Linked DNA regions of Homo sapiens: regions 1, 3, 4 and 5 are each linked to region 2. Evidence: chromatin contacts called from ENCODE Hi-C or POLR2A ChIA-PET data. All regions are on one chromosome and are shown on one strand. Each heading gives the region's core, a stretch centred on a gene start or an enhancer-like site at or near the end of the contact. The rest is flanking DNA. Distances are from core to core; before and after follow the strand shown. Region 1 holds the start of SERINC3 (serine incorporator 3). Region 2 holds the start of YWHAB (tyrosine 3-monooxygenase/tryptophan 5-monooxygenase activation protein beta). Region 3 holds the start of MATN4 (matrilin 4). Region 4 overlaps PKIG (cAMP-dependent protein kinase inhibitor gamma). Region 5 overlaps SERINC3 (serine incorporator 3).

Evidence for each region. Hi-C counts contacts between places; a loop is a spot of excess contacts on that map. ChIA-PET counts read pairs that join two places held with the same protein, here RNA polymerase II (POLR2A). Pooled maps may share reads with other maps.
Region 1: a loop to region 2 is called in a map of B cell, with 22 times the contacts of the local background. The contact joins the promoter of SERINC3 here to the promoter of YWHAB in region 2. A Hi-C loop is called at or near these places in 9 of 168 maps with a recorded cell type or tissue (B cell, CD4-positive, alpha-beta T cell, CD4-positive, alpha-beta memory T cell and 4 more), 8 of 37 single-sample maps with no recorded cell type and 22 of 50 pooled maps. POLR2A ChIA-PET finds 5 or more read pairs at or near these places in 5 of 52 experiments (CD4-positive, alpha-beta memory T cell, GM10248, OCI-LY7 and 2 more).
Region 3: a loop to region 2 is called in a map with no recorded cell type, with 2.2 times the contacts of the local background. The contact joins the promoter of MATN4 here to the promoter of YWHAB in region 2. A Hi-C loop is called at or near these places in 1 of 37 single-sample maps with no recorded cell type and 2 of 50 pooled maps. POLR2A ChIA-PET finds 5 or more read pairs at or near these places in 2 of 52 experiments (AG04449 and Caco-2).
Region 4: a loop to region 2 is called in a pooled map, with 5 times the contacts of the local background. The contact joins the enhancer-like site here to the promoter of YWHAB in region 2. A Hi-C loop is called at or near these places in 6 of 50 pooled maps. POLR2A ChIA-PET finds 5 or more read pairs at or near these places in 4 of 52 experiments (Caco-2, Panc1, activated naive CD4-positive, alpha-beta T cell and 1 more).
Region 5: a loop to region 2 is called in a pooled map, with 2.8 times the contacts of the local background. The contact joins the enhancer-like site here to the promoter of YWHAB in region 2. A Hi-C loop is called at or near these places in 1 of 168 maps with a recorded cell type or tissue (heart left ventricle) and 1 of 50 pooled maps. POLR2A ChIA-PET finds 5 or more read pairs at or near these places in 3 of 52 experiments (AG04449, H1 and PC-3).

Annotation. Positions count from the first base shown.
Region 1 is chr20:44,520,754-44,523,453 of GRCh38, reverse strand. SERINC3 (serine incorporator 3) reads left to right here and starts at 1,384. Exons shown (of 10, transcript NM_006811.4): 1 at 1,384-1,541. The coding sequence starts at 1,503. RefSeq lists enhancers at 1,192-1,486, 1,393-1,702, 1,621-2,173.
Region 2 is chr20:44,884,255-44,886,954 of GRCh38, reverse strand. YWHAB (tyrosine 3-monooxygenase/tryptophan 5-monooxygenase activation protein beta) reads right to left here and starts at 1,250. Exons shown (of 6, transcript NM_139323.4): 1 at 1,069-1,250. RefSeq lists silencers at 957-1,506, 1,567-1,626 and an enhancer at 904-1,520.
Region 3 is chr20:45,307,006-45,309,705 of GRCh38, reverse strand. MATN4 (matrilin 4) reads left to right here and starts at 1,407. Exons shown (of 10, transcript NM_001393530.1): 1 at 1,407-1,531. It overlaps RBPJL (recombination signal binding protein for immunoglobulin kappa J region like), which reads right to left. Exons shown (of 12, transcript NM_014276.4): 2 at 1,455-1,563; 3 at 14-139.
Region 4 is chr20:44,609,217-44,611,916 of GRCh38, reverse strand. All of the region lies in intron 2 of PKIG (cAMP-dependent protein kinase inhibitor gamma), which reads right to left. Among named protein-coding and RNA genes, the nearest start is that of PKIG, 28 kb to the right of the region's middle. RefSeq lists enhancers at 1,223-1,282, 1,313-1,412, 1,463-1,532, 2,290-2,700. Within about 2 kb of position 1,381, at least 32 of the 41 ENCODE cell types and tissues checked have a DNase peak (open chromatin) inside an H3K27ac peak, as active enhancers do; they include Panc1, where a contact is called at or near this core.
Region 5 is chr20:44,495,746-44,498,445 of GRCh38, reverse strand. SERINC3 (serine incorporator 3) reads left to right here. Exons shown (of 10, transcript NM_006811.4): 10 at 1-1,005. Among named protein-coding and RNA genes, the nearest start is that of TTPAL, 21 kb to the right of the region's middle. RefSeq lists an enhancer at 1,059-2,258. Within about 2 kb of position 1,310, at least 4 of the 41 ENCODE cell types and tissues checked have a DNase peak (open chromatin) inside an H3K27ac peak, as active enhancers do; they include PC-3, where a contact is called at or near this core.

The DNA of each region.
Region 1 (2,700 bases), core at 135-2,634, 360 kb after region 2:
TCAGCTCTCTTAAGTCCAGACCAGCAATACTCAGACAGGAAGAAGCAAGAATGTTAAGGACTACCTGGAAAGTTCAGTGGTCCTGAAGCAACTTGACTTGAGCTGGTATTTGTGTATGTGTGGTGAGGAGAGGGATCTGGGAAAAGAGAGGTAGGAATTATTAAATGTGAGTAGTTCTCTTTCTTCTTTCATCAGCCCTTTTCATGGCCTTGGGCAAACTTTGAGCCTCATTCCATTTCTGTAAAAGATGAATTTGGAATACATTTTCAAGGAATCCAGGAAATAACATCCCCAAATATGCCACACTGGTATGATGATTGCTTGGGGAACAGCACATGGAGAGAGGGGCTTTTCATGAATTTCCCTTATCAGACTAAAGGCTGACAATCCAGAAGGAATTCAATTATGAATCCCCTTCCAGAGAGTTTTATCTATCAGGGAAGATTAACACACCACAGGAGAAGATATTGAAGTGTGACACCTTGTTGTCCGGACATCATCATTGTTTGCCACATTCCACCTAAACTATTATATGTGTAAGTAAAAAATGTTTTCATTTTCTTCTTTAAGTGAACTCTCAAATTTGACATGTATTTTGAAAGGAATATTTACATCACTGCTTAAATGGGAAATCAGCATTGCTCGGAAGAAATGAAAAGGTTATTGCTAACACACACCTCAAAACAAAACAATATTTTAAAACTGCAGGCATGGTTGCCTGTTTGAGAGATCTGGAAAATGAAGGCTTTACTCTGTTAGAAAGGGAGATAAATACTAGAAAAATGTTAAATACCATACTGGCCTCAAACAACTAGCCTGTTGGTTTGAAATGGGACGTTCTCACTCTGCTGTTTAATATCGCTTAATGTCCTTCATGCACCCTTAGAGCCATTCATTTTTCCCAAATGGGGTGCATCCCACATTTTAGGATACGATTTCCATCGTTTCTAGGTTAATTTGGACTCATCCTTTAGTTCGCAGATTAAAAAATAAATCCTTCAGAGAAGCCTTCCAAGACTACTGCCCAGCTAAATTACTTTCCCCTTACAATAGGAGGCACTAAATACACCTTTATTGAAAGCCTATTCCCCCATACTACTTCATCGTATTCATTACATTGGGGCACGGTGCATTTATGTTGTCAGATCTCCTATTAACTAGAGAATAAATTCTGAGCGTACTGTGCCTCTCTGTACACTTCTGTAACTTCCAGATCTTTGCACAATGAATACAAATGATGTAAGGAATGACACCTTCACAGTTCCTGCAACCCCAGGATGGTTTAGCCCCACCTTCCCCCTCAGCCAATGACAGGCGCCCCCCTCTGCCGCTCCGGTCGCGGACGGTGGGCGGGGCCACGCCGTGACGCATCCGTGCGTCTGTGGAAGGCTGCGTTTCCGGCCTGAGAAACCGTCATGTTTCTGGGGAGTCACCTCAGCTGGCAGTTACCACCGTGTTAGAAAGCAGCCTCAGGACCGGCCACCTCCATCACTGGCGTCACCATGGGGGCTGTGCTGGGTGTCTTCTCCCTCGCCAGCTGGGTGAGTTCGGGGTCCCGAGTCCTCGCCGGACCTGCGGTTTGCGGGGAAAGGCCTCGAGACCAGAGCTGCACGGGCCTTGGCTCCAGAGGCTCTCGGGATGTCAGCAGGCCCTGGGCTACAGAGGGTCTCCGGGGCCCCAGACGCAAATCCGCGATACCCTCAGGTCCAGCTTAGGCGGCTCGCCCTCCGGGTTCCTCGGGGAACGGAAGAGGCTAGGCCGCCATTGTTTACAATTCGGATGGCTCCGCCCTGCGAGGCTTCCTGACTAGGTTCCTCTGGAGCTGGAGAGGGACCAAGGAATGACAGCTCCCAGCGAGGGGCTCCGGTTCCTCCCGAAGCACCTCTTAAGGTGCCATCATTTAGTTCTAGGTGGCTCAAGTAATATTTTTATCCCCTAGCACGGGATTTGCCAAAACTACAGAGTGTGTGGCAAAGCTGGGGTTTTAGCGGAGGCTTGTCTGCAGTTCAGGTGCAAGGGAAAGAAGCCCTTGTGGATTGTTATTCAAAATTGGAAACCAGGGCCTGAATATTTTGGGACTGCTGTAAGTCATTTATCCGAGGATAATCACCCCAGCATTCCTCTCTTCGAGAACGATTGTGACAGTGAAGTGAAGGTTTAATCACCTTGTAAACTGTAAACATTTTAAAGAGAAAATTATAGGGCCTATAAAAGAATATGCTGAGTTCCCTCATTTACCCACTTCAGAGGAGCGTGATTCCTTGATTCCTCATTCTCCAGCTGATTTAATTGACCAAGTGTGTAGAAAAAGCACACTCAGTTTCTCCTGCTGTACTCACAACACACTTTTGACACCTGATGTGTGGTGTGTGGGGATTTTCCCCCAAACATCAGGCAAACAGTCAGCTCTGCAGGGGATGCCAACTTGGTGCCCTACAAGTCAATTCCGAAGCTCTCTACTTGGAGATAGCATCAAATCACACAAGTGGAGGGCTCAGTCTCACAAGACTGTGCCCACTTTCTGTGCCAATGGCAAGCCTCAGGTTGTTTTACCTGTGCTTCTGACCGGCCACCTATAAATCAAAGTTCCCGTGACCTCCCTCCTTGGCTTTGATTAATTTGGTCACAAAACTCAAGGAAACATGTTTACTGGTTTATTATAAAAGTATTTTATTTTGTGTATTTATGTATTTTTAATTT
Region 2 (2,700 bases), core at 1-2,500:
GATTTTATGTTCATAGCATCATCTTGCCAAATTCCATCTCCCACACAGGGCAAGCAAAATCAGGACCTGATGCTATCTAGCCTTACCAAAGAGAAATGCAATGAAGGCAACGACAAGAAACATGTATTTTACAGAAAGGTTGGCAAATTGCTTACCAAGGCTGCCACCTCTGAAAACCCCATTATATGGGAGTTCTCCATTTGCGGCAAAGATGCACTCACCTTCCCACCTCTTCTTCCCTCCGCTCCCCACCCCCCGACCAGGAAGCCACCGGGCAAATTTCAGACCGAAAAACGTGCTAACACACAATATGGGGGAATTTGGGGTAAAGACACAAAAGAATCTGGCATTAAATGACGGTAAATACTGTGAGAAAATACTCCGATTCTCACCCCCTGATATTTTTTCCTGGGGATCCGGCCTGACTCAGTAACCGGCTCCAACAAACAGATTTTCTTGATTCAAACCCAATTCCCTTCCTAGGGAATCTTGGGTCCTGCCAGGCTCCATAACCAGTGAAGGATGATGAAATGGTTTTACTGCAAAATGGGAGGGGGTTCCCCCACTGCTGTCTCCCAAGGTTAAACCCCTTACTCATCCAGGAGGAGCCAAACACGGGGACTGGGGCTAGAAAACTCATCCGCGTTTGATTAAATTTTAATTTCTGGAAACCAGAAAGCACGGAGCAGAGGTGACAGGGCTGAAGGGGACGTTCTTGCCGACCAAGACGCAGGGAGGGGTCGCGTGGGGCCCGAAGCAGATAGTGAGGGAGGGTCCGGGATCCCCGGCTCCGCTGTCCCTTACGGCACAGTACGGAGTTGCACCCCGCCCGGCCGGCAGGACCTCAGGCGGCCCGAGCCTCTCCAAGAGGTAAAGGGCCCGGCCCCGGAAACAGGGAGGGGCCGCTGCGAGGTCTGGCCTCGCCGCCGGCGGCCGCGCGGAGCGAAAGAGGCAGCGCGCCGCTACCCCACGGGGCCCACCCACTGGGCCGCCGTCGTCGCAGCAGCCAGAGAGGGGCTTCGAGTTTGGGCCCCCGGGGGCCCCGGTCGGACCCCGCGCCGCACTCACCGTGGGAGGGCTGCAGGGAACAAAGACCCTTCCGAGCGAAGCTCCGAGCGAGATGACCTCTTCCTTCCTAAGCCCACTACTCAGGCGGCGGCAGCGGTGCCTGCAGTGGCTGCAGCGGCGGCGGCGGCGGCGACTACCCCGGCTCCGGAATCGGCGGCGGCGGTGGCGGTAGCTCCACTTCCGCTCCGATCGCCACTTCCGCTCCGGTCCTGGCCGCGCCCCGCCCCAAACCGTGTTCTCATTGGGCAAGCGAGGCACGGGGTTGCCACGGCCCCACGGGAGGGGCGCAGACGGAAGGGAGGAGGAAGAAGAGCGAAAGGCAGGGTTGCAGGGGCCGGGGCAGGGCGGATGGCCGGGGGAGGGACCCAGGAGGAGGTGGGCGGAGAAGAAGGAAATGGGGCGGGGGAGCGGGAAAAGGAGGTGGGAGGAGAGAGGGCGGAGCTGGGGGTGGTCAAGATACGGGCTGTGTGGGAATAAGGAGGACTAGGAGTGTGGTCTGGATGGGGATTGCCCTTTCTGCTGGGACTGGAAACGCGCCAGGGCCAGTCCCGGAGATTCGAGGTTTAGCAGTTCCCCCTCCACCCCGAAAGTAATCCTCACTGGGTCGGAGGCCGATGTCAGTCCTCTTACTGTGTGCTTTGGTAATGCTGGAGCCAGGGAAGAACAGAAATTGCTCATCCCTCAATGTTCATTTAATCCTTTCAATCCTTCAGGGTACTTACCTTTTCCTTCTTTGGTAGACTGAAGAGGCCACGTGAAGTGCCAGGAATCCAATGCACAAACGTCTTTTTAAAAAACCTGTGTAGGGTCGAGCGCAGTGGTTCGCGCCTGTAATCTCAGCACTTTGGGAAGCTGAGGTGAGAGGATTGCTTGAGGCCGGGAGTTGTAGGCTGCAGTGAGCTATGGTCATGCCACTGCACTCCAACCTGGGAGACAGAGTGAGACCCTGTCTCCAAAAAAAACCCACAAAAATCTGTGTACATGATTTCTTCTTTAAGATGCCCCCTCGTTGAGGAAGTTCAGGGAAGGAAACAGGCCTCCATGGCTCCCCTCCCCTCCATGACTGCTCTCACAATTACCAACATTCTACTCCTCTGAAGGTAGTTGATTTTGTTTTGTTTTGTTTTGTTTTGTTTTCTGTTTTTGAGACAGAGTCTCTTTCTGTCGCCCAGGCAGTGTCACAATCTTGGCTCACTGCAATCTCTGCCTCCCAGGTTCAAGCAATTCTCCTGCCTCAGCCTCCTGAGTAGCTGGGATAACAGGTGCATGCCACCACTCTCGGCTAGTTTTTGTATTTTTAGTAGACACGGGGCTTCGCCATATTGGCCGGGCTGGTCTCAAACTCCTGACCTCAGGTGATCCACCCGCCTCAGCCTCCCAAAGTGCTGGGATTACAGACATGAACCACCTCGACCGGCTTCAAGGTAGTTGATTTTTAAACTCAGTCCTTCAAAATGCCTCTCGCCTTCCCTCTCTCCTGTTCATTTATTCTTTCAACAAATGTTGAACAGGCTTTTTGCTTAGTGCTGGAGACACAGCAATGAACAAGGCAGGTGGGGCCCTGCTGTCTTGGAGTTTGCAGTCGGGTAGGAGAAAAAGCCAAGTAAATAGGCCTTTGCCGTCTTGCCTTTA
Region 3 (2,700 bases), core at 158-2,657, 420 kb before region 2:
CGGAGGCACCTACCGCTTCTCATTTCCGTATGATTTCTGGGCCACCTTGGCATGCAGGATCCGCACAGTCTGTTCACACTGTTGCTGCAGGCACCTGCGCACGCCTCCCCTCAGAATGGTGGTGTGCTCTGGGGATGACCTGGGAGTAGGGCAGGCAGGTCGACCAGCCACAGGAGGGAGAAGGGTCAAGGTGGCACAGGGTCCAAGCACTCAGGTTGAGTAAAATGAAGTGAGCAGGGGGTTAGAGTGAGTGGGAGGGTGGGGCTGCTCTATATCCTGCCCCTGTGGGGTCAGGAAGAGGAAGCATTAGGTAAGGAGGAGACTTGGCTGCAAATTGTAGGCTAAATATTTAGGCTGCAAGGTGCTCAACGAAGCCTGCATGGAACCCATGGGACCACCCAGGTTCCACTCTGTGGGTCTGGCATCATGCCCATTGGAGCCCAGGGCCATAGGGACACGTGGCTGTGACACAAAGGCTGCACTTATACTGGCCTTGGGATGGAGAAGAGTATTTTAGGGCTGATGGAATTGGTAGAGATGAAGCTTCCCCACCCTGGGGAAGGCAGGGTGGGGGGTGAGGAGGGAGGGGAAGGGAGAGCCTTTCCTGGGCTCCTGGCCTGGAGCGCTCTCTAGCCTCCTGCCTGCAAACAGAAAAGGGCCCAAAACCTTGTCCTCAGGATGGGGGATGGCCTGGGGGAATCTGAGCCTTTCTGGGGCCAAAGCCATATTCTTCCCTTTCTCCCATGAGAAGTGGCCTGTTGCTGTGTGGGCTTTCCTACCCTTGATTACAGGAGTCAAGGCAGATGACATTGGTCCTGCAGAGTGAGCCAGGTTAGAGCCTAGAGGTCTGGTGGCTTCTTAACCTGGGGGTCTTGAGCGGTGTGGGTGGGTAGGCCCGAGCAATTGCAGGGAGCAAGTAGAGGAGGGGAGGTGGGAGAGATTTGGGGGGTTAGCAGGTTGAGGCCCAAGGAGAGCCATGAAAACTGAGGCTGTCCTTCTGAGCCCTTATTCCTCTTGGCAGGACCAGAGTCTCTCCTCACTCCTGGAGGGGACAGCGCAAGACCGCACCCTCGAAAGCCAGGCCAGACAGGCAGCAGCCACAGCCAGGACCGCTCCACCCCTTGGGGCTCTCCTCAGGGAAGTGCCTTCTAAGCTTCCAATGAATTCCGGCTGTGGAGTGTGGCTGCCCCGGTCTCCCCAGTCTCCCGCTGTAGCTGAATTCCAGCCTGGCCCGCAGCTAGCCCTGTCTGCAGCTCCAAGCGTGGTAGGAGCAGGGGGTGCTGGGTTTGCCCCCCCTCAGGAGGAAGGGGGGATCCCTCCCTGCCAGTGGGAGGGGTTGCAGCCTGCACTTCCCCTCCCCACCCGCCAGCCCTGGGTTAAATGCGGCCGTTGCCTCTGTGTGCTCCAGCTGCCTGGCAGTCCCCACCTAGGGCACGCTGCCACGCCGCCGTTACCTGGTCCAAGTGCCCGGGAGGCTCCGCCTGTCGGCTTCGCTCTGCAGCTGCATCTCTGATCTGTCCTGCAGGCTCAGGTGAGTCAAAGGATTGGGAGGCACTGAGGGGTCTGCAGGGGAGTAGGCATCAAGCCAGGTCAGGCGAGTGTATTTTAGCAGAGACGCTGCCTAGGGTGCCCTATCTGATTTGCAGTGCCCTTCCCCACTTCTGCAGGGTCCTTTCCAAATCGAGCCCCCACCCTCAAAGCCATCAAAATAGGATCATCCCTTTTCTACTCTCATCCCTCCAGGAACCCCCTGAAATGTCCCTAAGGGACTTTTGAGAATTTATTTACAGGCCTCTCCTCCCTTGCTGCTCCACTCCCTCAACCTCACCTCAGGGCATCTCTGAATCTTTCTTTTTTTAATGCAAGGATTAACTCCTCAGAGGAATCCCAGGTTCTAGTATCAGTCCTGCCACGACATCGCCATGTACCCTTCAGCAAGACACTACCCTCTCTGGACCTAGTTCCTTTCTTTGTAGAATGAGGGGTTTGGAAAGGTGATGAACTTTGAGGCATTTGCTATTTTGACTTTCTAGGATTCCTGGGGTGGAGGCAGGGTGCCAGGTGAGAAGTTGGCTCAGACCAAGAATGGGATGAGGGGAACCTTAACCAAGATTTAGGGGCCCAGAGGCATCTCCGGGTAGGAAAGTATGGGAGGTGGCAGAGGCCCCTTGTGCCTTAGCCCTCATGCTGTCCAGGGATGTTGGCTTTGCCTGTGGCCCAAGCTTGACAAGGGTTCCCCGCCCTCCCACTTCCACCAGCGCTGCCACATCTTGCTTGGTCACCCTCCCACGACGGGCCCTGCCAGAGGATTTATGTTCTTCTACCAGGCCTGGGAGGGGAAAAGGGAGAAGAATCCGGGATGAGAAGGTCGCCTGGAGTGAGAAGCAGGCACTGGCCTCGCTCAGAATAGGCGCATTCACGGAATTGGGGGGCGGGGGCGGAGCTGCTGTTGGGTTAGGGGCAGCTGGCCCTCTCTGCCAAGAAACAGCAACAGAAAAATGGCTAACACAGCTTCAGCATGGGGCGCGGCGGTGGGGTAGGAGCTGGAAGGAAATGAGGTTTAGTGAATTCTAGGCGCCAGGGGGCCTCAAGAGAGAGAAGGGGAACCAGGAGCCCTAGGTTCTAATCCTGCTTTTGCAGTTCGGCGGGCTGCCTCCTTGGGGCTTAGTTTTCCTATTTGTATAGTGGGGAGGGGGTGGG
Region 4 (2,700 bases), core at 132-2,631, 280 kb after region 2:
AGGACATAATGTTAAGTGAAATAAGCCAGACACAGAAACACAAATACTGCATGATTTTACGCATACATGGAATCTTAAAAAAAAAAAAATTTGTTATCGGCTAGGCACAGTGGCTCACACCTGTAATCCCAGTACTTTGGGAGGCCGAGGCGGGTGGATCACTAGGTCAGGAGATCGAGACCATCCTGGCCAACATGGTGAAACCCCCTCTCTACTAAAAAAACAAACAAAAATTAGCCAGGCGTGGTGGCAGGCGCCTGTAGTCCCAGCTACTCAGGAGGCTGAGGCAGGAGAATGGCGTGAACCCAGGAGGCGGAGCTTGCAGTGAGCCAAGATCATGACACTGCACTCTAGCCTAGGTGACAGAGCAAAACTCTGTCAAAAAAAAAAAAAAAAGTTGATATAGAAGGAGAGAATACAACAGTGGTTACCAGAGACTGGGGAGGGGAGAGGAGAGGAAAGGATGGAAAGCTGGTCAACGGGTACATAGTTACAATTAGATAGGAGCAGTAAGTTCCTGTTCTATTGTACAGTATGGTGATGGTTAACAATAAGGCATTCTAGGCCGGGTGCGGTGGCTCATGCCTATAATCCCAGCACTTTGGGAGGCCGAGGCGGGTAGTTCACCTGAGGTCAGAAGTTCGAGACTGGGCTGGCCAACATCGTGAAACGTCGCCTCTACTAAAAATACAAAATTAGTCGGGTGTGGTAGCACACGCCTGTAGTCTCAGTTACTCTGGAGGCTGAGACAGGAGAATCTCTTGAACCCATGAGGCGGAGACTGCCGTGAGCTGAGATCACGCCACTGCACTCCACCCTGGGCAAGACAGAGCGAGACTCCGTCTCAAAAAAAAAAAAAAAAAAGGCATTCTATATTACAAAATAACTACAGAAGCTTTTGAATATTCTCATCACAAAGAAATAAATGCATGAGATGATGGATATGCTAACTGCCCTGATCTGATTATTATACAACATATATGTATCAAAACATCAAGTTGCACCCCACAAATATATACAATGACATGTCAGTAAAAAAAAAATAATAAAGAAATGTGCCAGATGGGCCTGTACTGACATAGGACAATGTCTGAGATAAACTGGCAACTGAAAAACAGAGGTTGCAAAACAACACCTAAAATAAAACCCAGTTCCTGTGGGGAAAGATAGCAGACATATGAAAAAAAAATCTGAAAAAACATCTATCAACCCTGTCAACTGTGGTTCTTTGTGATTAAGGGGAACTTTCGTTTTCTAAGTCTATATTTTTTCAATGGTTGAAGTTTTATAAACCCAAATTATTGTGCAATGCTTTTAGAAGGTAGCTGACATTGGCAGAAGTGCCCAGAAGGCACCCAGGGTGGGGTTGAGCCAGTAAGTGCTGCAGGTGTGTGTGTGTGTGTGTGTGTGTGTGTGAGAGAGAGAGAGAGAAGAGAGAGAGAGAGAGAGAGAGAAAGAGAGAGACAGAGAAGAGGATCAGTATGGAGGGCAAGGCCCACATCCCCCCACAACACCTAGCTCAGAAGAAACACCTAAAGAATGAATTAGGGGCCCTCAAAGATCAGACAGGTGAGACAGGGAGGTGTCCTATGGTAGAAAGAGCAAAGAATGAGACACGTGACCTTAAACCCAAGCTCTGCCACCTAACCCTGGGCAAGACCCTGCCTTTCTTGGGGCCTTCATTTCCCCTGTGTAAAATAGAGGAGGGCCAGGACACTGTCCACGGCAATTCCCCCCGGCTACAGCAGATGGCGCACCCTGCCTATCTTCCTAGCAGCCTTGCGCGCTGCCCTAGTCACGCTCTGGCTCCTCCTTGGCTAAAAGAATTCCCGGAAGTTCCAGAGGTGGCTCCTTCTACAGGTCACGGAGGTTCACTCCTGCGCTCTGCCTCTGGGGAAACCGCTCAATGCTTCAGGACAGGAAAATGGCTTATGATAATAACAGTAATAACAGAGGATAAAAATGATGCTGACAATTCCTACGATAAGGAAAGGTACCATGGCCCAGGTGCCTGTGTTTTCATACACATCACGCACTCAGTGGCCACAGCTGCCCTCTGAGGTGAGTGAGGCCGGTTTACAGCCACGGCTCAGAAGGGCCTCAGCCCCACCTGAAACCCGCTGCTCTGGAAAATGACAAACCCCGAGCAGGCCACACTGGCTCCCGGAGCCTCCGAGTCCTCGGCTCTTCCTCAGTTAGACTGTCAGCTCCACGGGAACAGGAATTTGGTCTGGATTTTTCCCATGTCCAGCTGAAACCTAATCCTGGCAGCTGAGCCAACAGGTTCTGGCCGCTGCATTCCCTGATTCTCATCCAGCACCTGGTAAAGAGCAGGCGCTCCATGCACACTCGCTGGATTTCACTCTCGGGCCTCTGAAGGAGAGGGAGTTTGTGTCTATCCCTCTTCTCCCCTGCTGCCCGCCTGTCCTCTGTGGGGAGGAGCCGCAGTTCCTTCTTGGGGCTGTTGAGAAGGGCCTCCGTGCACCGTGGAGTGCTGTGCAGGTGTTCTTGTCCTAGGACCTGACACCATGGGATGGAATTACAGGCTCTATCTGAAAGGCCAGCTTCATGCTGGAATGTCTCCTGGGGCTTTGATCTCACAATGCCATCTGATGTTACAGGCTGCCCAGTGCAGGCCACTGGCCCTCGGGACACAGAGACAGCAAATGCCACACTCAAAGACCAATCCTAGAAAACATC
Region 5 (2,700 bases), core at 61-2,560, 390 kb after region 2:
CACCACCACGCCTGGCTAATTTTTTTTGTATTTTTAGTAGAGACAGGGTTTCACCATGTTAGCCAGGATGGTCTCGATCTCCTGACCTCGTGATCCACCTGCCGCGGCCTCCCAAAGTTCTAGGATTACTGGCATGAGCCACCGTGCCTGGCCAGCAATTAGAATTTTAACACTGGCAGTTATGAATAATATGAAGGAGAGGTAGATTTCTGAGTGATTCTGGTTTAACCAGCTGGGTGGATGGTGGTTCCACGTATTCAGGTGGCAAACAGGAAAAACATGTGTTCGAAGAAGAATGGAGGTAGGTGGTCTCTTAAGAATGGTTAAGAGGCTTGGGAGTCAGACTGCTTGGGTTTGCATCCCAGCTTTGCCGTTTTCTGGCTATCAAACTTGTCAGCTATTATTTGTTGAGTACGTACTATTTGATTTATGACCACAGGCAGCTGAGCCTCAGTGTTGGTGCCTAGTGTACAAGATTGTTAAAGAATAAAGTTATTTTGCAAAGTGTAACCCATTTTTAGCACTGACATAGCACTGACAGTAGCTGCTGATCTCATTATGGGCTAAAATAAGACAATATTCAAAGGTCAGAGATATCTAGCCAGAATCTGATGGAGGCTGGATTTCAGATTTTGTTACAGAATTAGACAGAGGAACACAGAGGGGACAGGCTCAGTTAGGGTGGAGGTGTGGGGTAGGGAAGCAGGACTTGATATAAATTATTGGAATCATTGTCTTTTAAACCAGTGGTTTATGTCAGGGTATAGCGTTTCAAGGGATTTGAGGGTCAGATGGGGAAATGTAGCCCCTTATTTTGCCAGTGTGAAGCAGATACCCTGCTTTTCTTTACAGTAGCGGAGTCAGCTTAAGAGCTTTAAAGGTCCTAAACTTCAAAAACATTACAGTGCCCCATCCTCCGCCTTAATGTAATTCAAAATACAAACAATACTAAACTGTAAAATAAATGTAACAAAGTCCAATAAAGTTTTTATTTTTTTCTCATGATGATAACTGATATTAATTTGAAGTAACAAATGCTCTTTAAAAGTCGGGAGGCAGTGTCCCTGCTTTGCTTGGTCCTACCTTAAGAAGTAGTGAAGTCTGCCTCTTAGTAGGAAAACCAGTAGTCTAATCAAGACTCAAGTGAATTATACATGTGAATGCTGAATTATATACAAGCATGAGTAAGACAGCATTCTGAATAAGGCCAGGATCATCATTTAAAGCAGGGGAGTATTTTGAGTCATCAGATCTCAGGGTGGCCTTTCATTCCAGATGAGTACCTTTATGTTTCATCACTATGAAAGGGCTTGCCTAGCCTTGGGGAATGCGGGTTGGGGCCCTGGCTTTCAGATCAGGGACATGCTCTAGGAACTCATCAAAGGCAATAGCAGTGGCTGCCACTTTTACCTCGTTAAAGCCGGGAGAAAGCTTCTAGGTCCATGCTGGACTCCTTTATTTTCTAGGTTGGTCTTGCGGGTTATCTGGTTGGGAAGTAAAACTTTCTCTTGGTAATCAAAGAAACTGCCTGCCAAAGAGTAGCCATGGACCTGGTTCTCAGTATAGAGGTTTTGTTCTTTTTCTTTTTGGCTAGCCAAGTGAGGAATGGAGAAGGAACAAAGAAATCTGTAACTGGTTCTTTTTTCTTTTTTTAGACAGAGTTTTGCTCTGTTGCCCAGGCTGGAGTGCAGTGGTGCCATCTTGGCTCACTGCAACCTCCACCTCCCATGTTCAAGCAATTCTCCTGCCTCAGTCTCCTGAGTAGCTGGGACTATAGGTGCGCGCCACCACACCTGGCTAATTTTTGTGTTTTTAGTAGAGATGGGATTTCACCATGTTGGCCAGGCTGGTCCCGAACTCCTGGCCTCAGGTGATCCACCTGCCTCAGCCTCCCAAAGTGTTGGGATTACAGGCGGGAGCCACTGCACCTGGCTGTTTTTACACATTCAGGCTAAAGTGAGTATTCACATAATGAGTTGTGCATTTGATCTGTGCAGATTGATAACAGATAGTAGGCTTATGCTTATTAATGGAAGCTGCTGTTCATCTCTTTACTCCTGTTGTGTTGGTCTGTCCGTCCTGTTACCTAGGCACCCAACTCAGTGATGTCCTAATTACTGCTGGATGACTCAAGCCACACCATGCCTATGTTCTCAGGTGAAGAAGAATAATAGAAACCACATAGATGGGTAGGTGTACCAAGCATTAAACAGACAGTATCCACATGCCTGTAAGGTGGTGATTATTTCCCTCCCTCCTTCCTTTTACGTATCAGTTTGAGGCTTAGAGAAGTTCGTGACTTGCCTATGGTTACTCAGTAAGAGGTGAAACAGAGAAACCCAGGGCTTGGCTTAAGAGTTCTTTTTTCAATTAGACCTCAGTGTCTCTTGGGCCATAAGAATATAAGAGACAGGATTTATTAGAGACATGTAGGGGAGTCATCTGGCTCACTAATGACTCATCACCAACTCACCAGATCTACCATGGGAACCTAGTTTTTGTCTACTCTCAGGCACAGAGTGTTTGCTCCTCTACCCATCACTGACAAAGACAAGTTAGTAGTCACCTGAAGGCAAGTGACTCATGTCTTTTACTAGGTCAGCTATCCCTAGTGGCTGGCACCTACTCAGGAAAAAGCATGAATATTAGGTTAAAAACGTTTTCCCCAGAAGAGTGGTACCCTAAAGGGTCTTATTACTT